Linked DNA regions of Mus musculus: region 2 is linked to region 1. The links are chromatin contacts, found by Hi-C or POLR2A ChIA-PET in ENCODE. All regions are on one chromosome and are shown on one strand. Each heading gives the region's core, a stretch centred on a gene start or an enhancer-like site at or near the end of the contact. The rest is flanking DNA. Distances are from core to core; before and after follow the strand shown.

Region 1 (7,024 bases), core at 73-2,572:
ATAGAGTCATCTGAAAGGAGGGAACTCAATTGAGAAAATGCTTCTGTAACACCCAGCTGTATGGCATTTTCTTAGTGGTTTCTTGGGGAGGGCCTAGACCGTTGTGGGTGGTGCCATCCCTGGGCTGGTGTTCTGGGTTCTATAAGAAAGCTGGCTGAGCAAGCCATGGGAAGCAAACCAGTAAGCAGCCTCCCTCCATGGCGTCTGCATCAGCTCCTGCCTCCAGGATCCTGCTCTGGTTGTGTTCCTGTCTTGCATGCCTTTAGTGATGAACGGTGCTGTGTAAGTGGAATAAACCCTTTCCTCCCCAAGTTGCTTTGGTCATGGTATTTCATTACAGTACTAGTCACCCTGTGATATAGAGAATTGCGAATAAGATGATCTCATACCGTGTCCCTATTCTATCTGTGGCTTTCCTGCTGCTGTGATGAAATACCATGGCCGAGGCAATGTGTAGAAGGAAGTTTATTTGGACTTACAGTTTCTAGAGGGTTAGAGTCCATGCTGGAGGAGAGAGGCATGACGGCAAGCAACAGTCACAATTAGGAATGGACAGAAAGCCGAGGGAACCTGAAGCAAAAAGGAAAGAGAGGAAACTTGGCGTGGCTTAATTCTTTAAACTCTCAAAGCCCGCCCCCAGTGACGTACCTCCTTCAGCATGTGCACACCCCTTCCTAAGCCTCTCTTGCTGCACCACCAACCTGGGACCAAGTGTTTAACTACTCTACGCTATGGGACACATCTCATTCAAACCACTAAGGCTTTCTTGTCCATTTACCTAAATTGGTCCAGTGCTCTAGAGCAACGGTTCTCAACTTGTGGGTCGTGGCCCCTTTGGGGTTTGAGGGGTCACCTGAGAACATAGGAAAACACAGGCATTCACGGTTATGAAGTAGCCATGAAAATACCTTTATGGTTGGTGTCACCCCAAGAGGAGGAGCTGTTTTGAAGGGTGGCAGCGTTGTCAGGAAGGTTGAGAAACGCCGCCCTAGAGGACCTCAGGGAACACGTTCCTCCCTAGCAAGCAGGACACCATGTGCTGGTCAGCTTCCTATCCCTGTGACTAAATAGCTGAGACACGAACTTAAAGGGAGGAAAGGTTTCAGTCCACGGCTGGCTGGCTCCACTGCCTCTGAGCCCCGGGGCAAGGCATCGTGGTAGGAGGAAGTGGAGGGGCAGAGCATCACCTCTTGGCAGCCAGGAAGCAGGCAGAGAAGAAGGGATGAGAGATGAGATACATTCCTCAAACTCTTTGCCTCGGCGATCTTGTTCCAAGGTGGCTTCCTAACAGCCCATTCCATAGCGGTTAAAGCAGGAAGCATAGGGGTTAGATCGGAAGCAGGGGAAACTCTTTACTCTTGAAGCCTACCCTCCCACCAATGCCCCTCCCACTCATCAATACCCCCAGCTGCCAATACCCCCCACCTCAGTTACATGCCTCCTTCAGCGACACTACATTTACACATCATGAACAGCGACACCAACTGGGGCAGAATGACAGAGCCTGCGGGGGACATTCTCATTCAAACCAACACACGGGCTTTCCTTAACCTTCTCGTCCAAATTTTCTGCTTATATTTGTGGCCACCATTTTTCTTTTCCTGCCACTGCTGGGCACTCAGTATTAAAAACAGTTTAGAAATGGAATTTTCTTATGTGTTGGAAGAAGACCTTTTTTCCCTCGGTGCTCCCTCTACCTTTTTAACAAATTTCATTTTTAGTGGTAGTAGATGAACTGAAATAAATGCACAATTTAAACAAAATTATAGAAACTCGGTGTCATCAAATAGCCTAAGGTGTTCACTTTTTTGCCAGAAGGTGGCAGCAAAGCCACGGTCAGACCTTGGATAAAATTTTTTCATCACTCGTGGAAAAACCAAACCAAACTAAATGGAAAGCAAAACCAAGAACAAACTAGACAAACAATGGGGTACCACCTGCTTATTTTATTCATAGTTTCATAAGTCCTGTTTTAATAATTCAGCATTGCTTTTAGGCTCTAAAATAAGCCTAATCCTTACCTTCTAAACATGATAAAATGGTTGCTTATTATTTTGACTTTTCTTTTTTCTTTTGAGATAGGGTTTCTCTGTGGAGCCCTGGCTGTCCTAGAACTAGCTCTGTAGATCAGGCTGGGCTGGAGCTAAAGATCTGCTTGCCTCTGGTGCTGGGATCAAAGGTGTGTGCCACCCCTGCTCGGTGAGTCAGAGACTTTTTTGACTTATTATTATTTTTTAAGGCACCCAATGTGAACACTTTTCTCCACAGAAGTAATGTCATGGGTTGATATCCATACTCTTTTTTTAAAAAAAAATATTTTTAATCTATTTATTTTATGTATATATGAGTATACTGTAGCTGTACAGATGGTTGTGAGCCATCTTGTGGTTGCTGGGAATTGAATTCAGGACCTCTGCTTATTCTGGCCATGCTCACTCTAGCCCAAAGATTTATTTATTTATTATATATAAGTACACTGTAGCTTCAGGCACACCTGAAGAGGGCGTCAGATCTCATTATGGATGGTTGTGAGCCACCATGTGGTTGCTGTGATCTGAGCTCAGGACCTTTGGAAGAGCAGTCAGTGCTCTTATCCAGAGCCAGCTCACCAGCCCGACTTCAAAATTTTTTTTTTATTGTATTTGTTTAATGTGCACACACACATGTGCACATGAATGAGGGGGAAAGAGAGAGATAGAGATACAGAGATACAGAGAGTACACAAGCATGCCTGCCCATGTCGCAGCGAGCATGTGGAGGTCAGAGGACAACTTATGATGGTTCCCTTCTTCCACAATGCAGGTCTTGGCAAGTGCTGAGCCATGTCTCTGGTCCCATAAACAAAATGATCTTATTTAATTACTTTGTGTTTTGAGAGTTTATTTGGAGGGTCTATCAAGAGATGAAAGCTACTTGAATACCCTTGGCCCCCCTCTACTGGGGAAGGTCCAGCCAACAGAATGGCTTTGGAAGGGATACCAGCCTAGCCAGCCAGATAAGTCAAAGCGACTCTGGCAATCAACAGAGTGACAGATGCTACAGCCAGATCACTCTCCCATCCTATTTAATTACTTAGGAAACCCCCCCTCCCACAAGCTATGAACTGACGGTACACAACATTGGCCCAAGCATCTTTTTTTTTTTTTTTTTGGTTTTTCAAGACAGGATTTCTCTGTGTAGTCCTGGCTGTCCTGGAACTCAGTCTGTAGACCAGGCTGGCCTCAAACTCAGAAATCCGCCTGCCTCTGCCTCCCAAGTGCTGGGATTATGCATCCTAAATAATAGATTTGAAGTCGTTTTAGTTTCCTCTTTATGAGCTCTTTCAGCTGAGCAGTGGATTATAGACCACAAGGAGTCATGTTCAGCAAGATGCACTGTCAATCTGGTCATGTTTATAACTGTTCCTGGGAAAGTACTCTCAGTGCAGGCGAGAGCTCTTCTTTTCATGTGTCAGGTTAGCTGTCTTACAATGTCATCCTGCGAATGGCACACGGGGTTTCAAAGCCTGCCCGATGCCACTCCCGGCTCTGCTGATGCTGACACAGAACCCCAGCCCTTGCTGACACCACCGGTGTACTCACACTTCCTGTCCATCAACTCCTTCCACCGGGTCACCTTACTGTCTCTGCATAAGACAGCAAGGGTGCTAGCTGTGATAGACCAGGTTGTGTCTCCCTCCCTCCATGTAGCAACCTTGTGGTAACAGTGCCCATGTCCAGGTGAGTACATTACCATCCTAGGAGCAGCTGGCCATGGTGCTGGCTGGAAGACAAATATAGTGGGCCCAGGCCACACTGAACTCGGTGCTACGGGCCTCCTGCTTCTGCTCCCCCGTCTACTGCTTGCCCTCCTCTTACCATGGCACCAGACTCAGACTTCTTGATGTACTTGATTTCTGGCCCTTCAGCTGATCCACGAGGTCTTCAAGTACCAAGTATCCCACTTGACAGCACGATAGCGTGTAGTGTGAGCATGGCTGATCTGAACTTGCTACTGGCCTTCTGTAGTGTAGGTCAGCTGTGAGAGGGTCCAGCCTGGGCTCTCATGAGTCAGATTCAGACCACAGTATGTGTGGTAAGCCCAGCGCACAGAGGTCAATGAATGGTCATGTCCCGAGTGCCAGTTTCCTCTTTCCAGACGATGTTTCTGGCCACAGGAGCATGCGTGATTTCTGAGGATGATGAGTCATGGAATGGACCCAGACTATTTTATACACACATTTCTTATCACCCTTGGAACCGGCTTTGAGAATCAGCCCATACTTGGGCACACTGAAAAATTTGAGACCTATCTGAGGGGCAGGTTGCTAACTGGATGCCACTGGAATTGGAATCCATTTGGGCACGGTGCTGCAAGAGTCCGACAGCAGGAATCCTGTCCCCATGTGAGTTGCCCACATTGCTGGCACTGGAGTTGCCTTGGTGGACACTGGGCCTTTGATATGGCAGCTCCAAGTTGTTTCCCAACAACTCTCCTCCTGGCATCGGACTGACTGAGTCAAAGGCTCTAATAAGCTAAGCTTTTCTTCAACAGTACTTTCAACTTAATATACAATAGAAAATGGAATTAAAGCTCAACCAAAAACTTCACAGTGTTCTATGAATCCTCACAGTGGCGTGCCACTTGGTGTCAAATCATTCAACTTATTTTCTGAAAGGTAAGATACTAAGGTTAGTGATCGGAATGATATTGTTATTATTGATATGAGAAATATGGGGCTAAAGGGCTGAGAGAAACCTGAGCAAGTGCCCCCATTTTTCTCCTGTTCCAAGTTTCAGCAATGCTTTACCCCCTGCCAGCCACCCAGTGCAATGTCCTGTCCCTCCTTCCCTTCCTTTTTTCCTCCCTCCTTTCCTCCCTCCCTCCCTCCTCCTCTCTTCCTTCCTCCCCCCTCTCCTTTCTCCCTCTTCCTTCCTTCCTTTCCCTCTCTTCCTTCCTCCCCCCCCAACTCTTCCTTTTTCTTTACTGAGCTCATTATATACCAGGATCTGCTTGAGTTACTGGAATAACTGTGACTCAGACAAATAAAGATCCCGCTTCATATTCTAGAATACCTTATGGTGTGGTGCTACCTAGAAGAACCCTCTAAGATGGTAGAAATCAAGTTCAGGCCATAAACTCTGGGCGATAATGATGATTGTTTGCCGTGGTGTACAGTACAGTAGCCCTCAGTAAAGGGCTTCGGTTCATCTGACCGTTGGCAGGACTGGACTTGGAAGGTTTCTGCTAGCTTTAAAATTTTGTAACTCTGTTTCCACAGAATAAAATTCCACAAATTCCTCTGGCAATGGGGCTTCAATGCCCAGTGTCCCACTGGTTTTAGAGTCAGGACATTTCATGGAAACACTGAGAAAACAAGTCAGGGTCTATGGCACGATTTCCAGTAGGTGCAGAGGGTACCCGGCGCAAGGATGGATACCTCAAGTCTTAAGGATGCCTCTCCCCATAGGAATTCTCAGCTAAGCAGTGGGGATGTCTTGAGGGAAGGATAAACTTGCTCACAGTCAGACTCAGGAAATTGCACATGCTGGATGTCTGAGTTCCAGAGATGCCCGAGTGTTAGGATGGGAAGATGCAGCTCTCGGATTTACTTTGCAATTTGAGGTCCCAGTGGTTAGCTCAGAATCTATAACCTGCTCAGAACACTTTCATTACACTAATGTTGAACAAAATCTAATTTTATATTATTTTATAATACGATATTTTATAATACGATATTGACTTGGTTATGTCAATTATTGAATACTGAACTGAAAGTGAAAACCAAGAGTGGTCATATAAGCTGGGCGGTGGTGGTGTACGCCCCTAATCCCAGCACTTGGGAGGTAGAGGCAGGTGGATTTCTGAGTTCGAGGCCAGCCTGGTCTACAGAGTGAGTTCCAGGACAGCCAGGGCTACACAGAGAAATCCTGTCTCAAAAAACAAAGAACAAAAACAAAAACAAAACAAAACAAAAAACAAAAGCAAAAATAAAAATAAGAGTGGTCATATACTTGAAAAACACTTTCTATAAAATTCCCCTTTCCTCACCACTGGGAAGTTGAACTGATTACAAGTCGGACTGTGGAAGGCAACTAGCTGACTAAACCAGCTCACTGTGTGACGCTATCAGCTATATCCTCACATTTAAGTCCTTGGTTAGAATGCGATATTTACTTAGAAAGGTCTACGAGAAGTGGTTTAGATTGTATTTTAGAAGAAAGAGTGGACAGTAGAGAAAGTGCACTTTGGTAGAGGTATATGCAGCACCCAGCTTTGGGAACTCTCTAAAGCCTGTTTGGGTGGAGCCTGAAGCAATCTGCCTTTGATTATTTGTCCTTGCTAAGTGGGGTCTGAAGCAAATCTGCCTTTGATTATTTGTCCTTGCTAGTCACCATTGTGTCCGTGTCCGGTGAGATTATAAAACTGAAATATGTTGTTAAACATATGCAAATGCTGGCCCACACTCATTTTCCTTGAAATCAGAACAGGCATCTTGATTTGGACGGATTTTTCTGGGTGGCTTCTCCCATGCGTAGATACCTCCTCTGTTACTTTCGTGAAGAGACCAGGCCAAACAATTCAAAACCCACCACTCTTTTTCTCTTTAGCTCACAGTGACCAGTGACAATCACTAGGAAGTCATTTTCACACTACCATTGTAGAGAAGACACGATCAACAAGTCTTTAGACGAGTTCTCTAGGGTGGCTTACTTGTCTCCAACTCGTTTAAGACCCAGATTGACCTCTGTGGGAAAGCACAGGGGTTCTAGGGCATTTGATGCACACTCACTCCTCCCCTGAGAGGGTGAAATGCATCAGGAGGTGCCCCATGGGCCTTAGGAAGCGAGGATGCCCTTGAGAGAAAAGGACAAAGAACATGACTGTGTAGGAGAGAGAGGTTGACCTTGGTGCTTTTCTTAAAGAGAATACAGGGTCTGATTAGGACACACAGGAAAGGCAGGGACCCTACAGAAGCATCATAATCTCACTTGATTTGGGGCAGAATTATACAATAGAATGTTATGTTATTATTTTTAAGATT
Region 2 (6,824 bases), core at 3,883-6,382, 73 kb before region 1:
CTGACATCCAGCAAACTCTTAGCTCGTCGTGACTTTGCAGGACACGGTGTCTCACTTGATTTTGCAGGAAAAAGTCTCCCATTGGATCCAAGCTCTGTCAGTATCAGAAGACGGGCTTTCGGGTCACCTGCTTTCAGGCTGCTCACAGCCACATGGTCCCTTCTCTGCAGAACAGCGCACACCCTGTCTCTCTTCTCAGGTTCAGCATCTCCCCTTTTCTCCGAAGGATCACAAAATTCCTCCTCCCACGAGTATCACAAGACAATTCTCAGCCAAGGTCTTAAGTTATATCTCTGTTAAAGATAAGGATAGAAAGAAGCAGAGGGAGGTGTGGAGGGGAGGGGGAAGAGGAGGGGGGAGAGGGGAAACCTTTGTTGCTATCTTTGTCCAAATCTGTTACTTCACTCTAATCATCAGATTAACTTAGAGGATATTGTCCAAAATGTCAACCACTGCTGAAGGGTGTCACAGCCAAGAAAAATCAAGAAAGCTGGAGAAGAAAAGGAGACCCCCAGTGACACAGGACGGGTGTTGGCCTGTGTCCTGGGATGGAAACATAGCACAGTGGGAAGCAGAGATGCCTGAGTAAACAGAGGTTAGAGGTCAGTACTACTGCACAAATGTCAAGTCTCACACACACACACACACACACACACACACACGATGGGGTATATATGCACAACTATTAGCACAGCATGGTTGATATATGTGTACAGCCAGTTTTTTTTCTTCTGTCATGTGGGTTCCAGGGATTGAACTCAGGGCACCAGGCCATCTCACTGGTCCAAATTATCTATCTATCTATCTATCTATCTATCTATCTATCTATCTATCTATCTATTATCTATTATCTATTGTGTGTGTATGTGTGTGTGTGTGTGTATGTTGTATATGAAGTTGCCAGGGGGAATCCAGAAGAGAGCACTGAATACCCTGGAGTTGGAGTTACAGGTAGTTCCTAACTCTTAAGCACGAGCTGTCTCTCTGACCTCTACTTCCCCGTTTGTTTGTTTGTTTGTTTGTTTGTTTTTTCTTTTTTTTTTGAGAGATGTACCATAATATGTAATCTGTGAACTTTAAGATAGCTTTATAGAAAACAAACAACATGACATATTAGAATAATCAGGATATTGTACCCCACAGGGTTTGTCAGGTGAACCTCCTCTTCTTGATTCTTTAGTTCTAAAGGAATGAGGAATACTGACATTCAATTTCAAGCGCTCTATCTCTTGAGGCTTGTCTGCCATTTTCTTTTGCTCAGCTCTATCTTCACCCTGCTTGGGTGAACTCTGGTGAACTCTGACCTCTGGTCCTTGGCTCACCGTTCACTCTTTTGGATCCCATGTTCTCTGCTTCTTGCTACCTCGTCTTAATGTCATCTGCTCCGAGAGCTCCTGTCACAGTAACACAGTCCTAATCATCATTTATACTTTGTGAACTTGCAGTCATTGCTTCCTTCATGAGGACAGAGGCTCCAGCTGTCTTGTTCCGTGTGGCTTCTAGGCCCACACAGAGGGACTTGTCTGTTGCTGCAGACTGAAGGTTTGTGCGCCACACTGAGGCATTAAGATGCTAAAGCCCAACAAGACAATGCTGAGGACTGGGGGATTTGAACTACACCATGATGGTGTGGCCCTCATGAATAGGATTAGTACCCTTGTGAGAGAAAAACCAGAAAGTCCCTCTATGCCACCTGTCTTAGTCAGGGTTTCTATTCCTGCACACACATCATGACCAAGAAGCAGTTGGGGAGGAAAGGGTTTATTCAGCTTACACTTCCATACTGCTGTTCATCACCAAGGAAGTCAGGACTGGAACTCAAGCAGGTCAGGAAGCAGGAGCTGATGCAGAGGCCATGGAGGAATGTTCTTTACTGGCTTGCTTCCCCTGGTTTGCTCAGCCTGCTCTCTTATAGAGCCCAAGGCTACCAGCCCAGAGATGGTCCCACCCACAAGGAGCCTTTCCCCCTTGATCACTAATTGAGAAAATGCCCCACAGCTGAATCTCATGGAGGCATTTCCCCAACTGAAGCTCCTTTCTCTGTGATAACTCCAGCCTGTGTCAAGTTGACACAAAGCTAGTCAGTACACCATCCAACTTGTCTCTGAGCCATAAGCATGTTTTCCTGGTTTGGGATTTCTTAGTATCCAAAACTGTGAAAAACTTTCTATTGTTTAACCAACACAAGTCTATGGTATTTTGTTATAGCAGCTTTGATGGACTTAGGCAGATGTAATAGTTGATCAAGAAGTATTATTATATGTCTGGGTTTTAACAGTATTTGTGAATAAAATATACCTTTCCTTTAAAAAAAAAGTATTATTATAGCCGGGCGTGGTGGCACACACCTTTAATCCCAGCACAAGGGAGGCAGAGGCAGGTGGATTTCTGAGTTCGAGGCCAGCCTGGTCTACAGAGTGAGTTCCAGGACAGCCAGGGCTACACAGAGAAGCCCTGTCTCGAAAAACCAAAAAAAAAAAAAAAAAAAAAAAAAGAAGTATTATTATTTGGATAAGTACCAAGGGATAATTTTCCAACAGTAAAAAAAAATGACTGTTGGGGGCTGGAGAGATGGTTCAGTGGTTAAGAACTGACTGCTCTTCCAGAGGTCCTGAGTTCAAATCCCAGCAAGCACATGGTGGCTCACAACCATCTGTAATGGGATCTGATGCCCTCTTCTGGTGTGTCTGAAGACAGCTACAGTGTACTCATCTACATACAATAAATAAAATCAATCTTTTTAAAAAAACATGGCTGTTGTGAAATGTATGATAAACATGTACCCCCAAATTTATTTATATCATTTATTAAAAAGAACCATCAAGACAATAAACTTGCGTTGCGAGCCATCCAGCAGCTCACAAGGACTGGTACACCTGAGTGGTAGGCCGGCACTGAAAGAGAGGGAAACTAGGAGGACGAGGGGAGTGGTTACAAAATTGGTCCAGTGAGACTTCATAGAACAGAAGTCTCTACAGAGTGGTTACTGGTGATTGGGATCTGGGATAAATGTTTCCAGGCCTTGGGCCTCAAGAATGGAACAAAAGTTCATTCACATGGCAAAGTAGTGAGGGGATTTTATTCAAAGCATAGCAAGAGGATGGATCAGAAATTAAGTGTTGAGGTTGAGAGAGGACACGTGAATGAAGATACTCAAAGGCCCCAATTACTATTTGGGGCTTCTTTTTATGGGGTTCAAGATTGTTTGTGAAGGGACATAGTTGGGATTGACAGATTTAGTGATATAACCACTTCCTCTATTGTGCATGTCCCTTCCTGCCGTGGTTTGAATAAGTGCCCCCAGAGGCTCATATATTTGAGTGCTTAGCCATCAGGCAGCGACACTACCTGAGAAGGATTAGGTGGCATGGCTTTGTTAGAGAAGTGTGTTACTGGGTGTGAACTTTGAGGTTTCAAAATCCTAATCTGGATCCAGTGGCTTGCTCTTCCTACTGCCTGTAGATCGGAATGTAGAACTCTCAGCTCCTTCTCCAGCGACACATCTGCCTGTATGCCACCATGTTCCGGGCCATGATGATAATGGACTAAACTTCTGAAACTGTAAATCATCTCTGACTACATGTTTTTCTTTTTAAGAGTTGCCATGGTCACAGTGTCTTTCCACAGCAAAAGAATAGTGACTAAGACACTTCCCGTAATGCATTTTAATCATGTGTACATCCACTTATGTACAGCCATAAAATGGTAGAGAGGGGAATATCCCTAAAAGTTCACTTTGAAGAACATAGTCTGCCTTATTATGTTTGTACCAACACTAGTCTAGGCCAGATCAACCCATTTTTGTAGTTCCTGGATCGTTATCAAGTAGTTATTAAAGTGAGTGATTAACTCCTACTGTTTAAAGCAACTGAACTAGAGACTCAACTCACACAAGGGGGGCTTTGGTTACTAACAGGTTGCTTAGCTGCATTGTTCAAGAGGGGTGTATGCATGGGCCATGCCAAGTGGAATCCTAAATTGCTAAGCCATTCCTTATGTGTGCCTGTCTCAGAGATAGGGAAGGCCTTCTGAAATAAGTTAGCCAGGGTTAGAAGTCTGGTAACTCTCCTATAGGCTAATCAGCTGTAGTCTTTGGAGTTATCTTTTCTATTGACTGGGAGTCATTGGCATACGTAACAGAATGCTAACTTCACAGAATCTGGTCTTTAATAATAATAATAATAATAATAATAATAATAATTAATAAGTTAACTAGAAGTTAATTCTCCAGAATGAGTGGGCTTGCCACACAACGCTCAGGCATGACATGGAAAGGACATGCAATTATCTTTTTGCCATAATAATAAGCTTTGGACACTAAGCAACACGAGCAAGCAGACCAACTGGAGGCTGGTTTGCACAGCTCTGTTACCCAGGAGCAGTGCACTAGATGCCTGCTTCACTACATCATTCCCTCATTCCCTCAGACCGTCATCATTCGTCCCAGCATCCGGTCTTCAAGAGCCAGCCAGTGTCTTGCCTTCCCTGAAGTCTGGCCAGAGTTTTCCTTGCTCCTTATCAGGAAAACTGATATGTACAGCCCATATTATCAGGATGATCAGCTGAGTGGCCACAAACCTATCACCTTAGCCCCTCCAGATGCAGAGGCAGGAGAAAGAGCTTGAGGTTAGCCTGGGCTACATAAGATTTTATATATATGTATGTATGTATGTATGTATGTATGTATGTATATATATACTCAAGAGGTTCTGGCAAGAATAGGTGTTCAAGGTCATCTTTGGCTACCTAGTGAGTTCAAAGCCAGCCCGAAACACATTAGGCCTTGCCCAAAACAACGAAACAAACAAACAAACAAACAGTCCAAAAACAGCCACAAAGAATTGTAATCGAGGCCCAAGATCCCCCCTATCACCCCACCACACCTGATATTAGGGTATCTGTACCAAGCACCCTGCTGTCTTTGTCAACTGAGTTTCTTGGCCACCCTTTTGGTTTTGTAGCTGTAAAACCCCAACTAGGGATTTCCAGAAATAAGTGAGGGTGGGAAGGAGAATTTGAAGGTGGGAGCCCAGCTTCTGCAGCCAGCATGTGAACACCAGAGGCCTGGCAAAACAAGCAGAAACGGAAAGATGACCTCATTTGTATTCTGGCCAGCGAGCTCAGCTGCATGCTGGCTAGACAGGTAACAGAGCCATCTTCTCCTGCCCTCGCTCCCCTAAGACACTCCTCTGGAAATCAGGTCTGCAGGCCAGCTTCCCACGACGGCCATTCTCTAAATTTAGATCTTGCGTTCTTGGGGTAGAGAGTTAACTCTGAGGCCAAAGCACTAATCAGGGACTTTGAGAAGAAAGCATTTTCAAAGCAAATAATGACCTGAGCAGAGCAGAGCATCTCCCTTGAGCGCATCAGTGTGTGTGTGTATGTGTGTGTGTGTGTGTGTGTGTGTGTGTGTGTTGGGGGGGGGGGGAATCTCTTGACAAGTGGCATCTTGCCAGGGAATTAACTCAAAACAAATCCCTTACAGCCCTGAGGTCCTAGAGGGGAGTTTCAGAAAGAGTCATCCTGGGAGGGCTGCGCAAGAGTTTACAGGAATTGCCTCAATTGCATTCGGATGGCAGCGCTCAGCTGAGCCTCTGAGGCTGGGAAGAGGCACGCGTGATCAGAGTGTGACTACGTCAGGGAGAGACTATGGAGACAGACTGCCGTCTTTTCCACGGTGCAGATGAGGCGCCCAAGGCACAGAAAGATTAAAGCCTCTGCCAAAGGCATGCAGTGGAGAACTGGGAGTAGAAATCTAGGTCGCTGGTCTCCTAGTGCAGGTGTTTCCAACCCTTGTACCTTATAGATGGGCGAGGCAGGGGGTGTGGCGTCCACATGTACTTGCTCATTGGGTGATGGAGCACAATATCTGGTGCCGGGCTGAAGCATCAGTCAGCAAACAGCAGGATGAGAGAAATGTGGTCCCCGTGCAGGGGGGCAGCATATGACAGTGTGACAAAATGCTTCAGCACAGGAATTATTAACACCCTGCACACCAATTATTAACAACAACAACGGAAACATAAATCTTCGACATGGCAGGAGACCAGGCGAAGGTGCGGCATGAATTCAGCTCCATCCAGCAGGACTCATTGGACGGATGTGCTTGGCTGCCGGTGCTGCCCTGATTTTAACTTTTAAAAGCAGCGCCATGGCAACCAGCATTCACTCTGGGCCTAGATAGCATTGGTAATTGCGGGTGCTGTTCAAGATGGCTTCTCGTCCGCTGAGAAGCAATGCAGATGAGAGAGAGGCTCTGAAGCCTACCACACAGAGAACTCAGCCACAGCAGGCTCCATCTTCTTCACCAAGGGTTGGGGCTTTCAGTTTTAACTCATGAGAGAAATAAACCCATCAGCCTTGGAATTTCCCCCAGAGTTACCAAGTAAATTGTAAAGAATGGTTTTGTTTCCCCTTAGAGCAGTGTGCTGTTTCAATGTCCCCTGAGCACTAATGTTCCAACAACAGGCTCAGAAGTCAGCAGAAGGAGAACTCCCTCTGTCCCTCCCTCCCTCCCCTCTACCACCCTCCCCCCTCCTCCTTCCCTCCCTCCTCCCTCTGTCCCTCCCTCCTCCTTTTCCTTTCTCTCTTTTCGTTATTTAAGACAAGGTCTCAAACTGTAGCCCAAGCTGGCCTGAAATTTACCATGTAATCCAGGCAAGCCTCAACCTTACAGAAAACCTCCAGCCTCAGCCTCTTTTGTGCTGAAATCACAAGTGTGACCACCATGCCCAGCTTGTGACATTTTTGTATATTGCAGGCGCTACTGCTACCCCTGCACACCAATTATTAACAACAACAACAACAACAACAACAACGGAAAC

The links. Hi-C counts contacts between places; a loop is a spot of excess contacts on that map. ChIA-PET counts read pairs that join two places held with the same protein, here RNA polymerase II (POLR2A).
Region 2: POLR2A ChIA-PET joins it to region 1 with 35 read pairs in embryonic stem cell. The contact joins the enhancer-like site here to the promoter of 1700047G03Rik in region 1. A Hi-C loop is called at or near these places in 8 of 37 maps with a recorded cell type or tissue (CH12.LX, gastrocnemius, heart and 3 more). POLR2A ChIA-PET finds 5 or more read pairs at or near these places in 4 of 5 experiments (Patski and embryonic stem cell).

The regions. Positions count from the first base shown.
Region 1 is chr15:11,961,360-11,968,383 of GRCm38, reverse strand. 1700047G03Rik (RIKEN cDNA 1700047G03 gene) reads right to left here and starts at 1,322. Exons shown (of 3, transcript NR_040447.1): 1 at 1,188-1,322; 2 at 480-570. Gm34618 (a long non-coding RNA gene) reads left to right here and starts at 4,193. Exons shown (of 3, transcript XR_383841.4): 1 at 4,193-4,657. It also overlaps the pseudogene Gm21997.
Region 2 is chr15:12,038,833-12,045,656 of GRCm38, reverse strand. No RefSeq gene overlaps it. Among named protein-coding and RNA genes, the nearest start is that of Gm34759, 38 kb to the left of the region's middle. Within about 2 kb of position 5,132, at least 1 of the 3 ENCODE cell types and tissues checked has a DNase peak (open chromatin) inside an H3K27ac peak, as active enhancers do; it is gastrocnemius, where a contact is called at or near this core.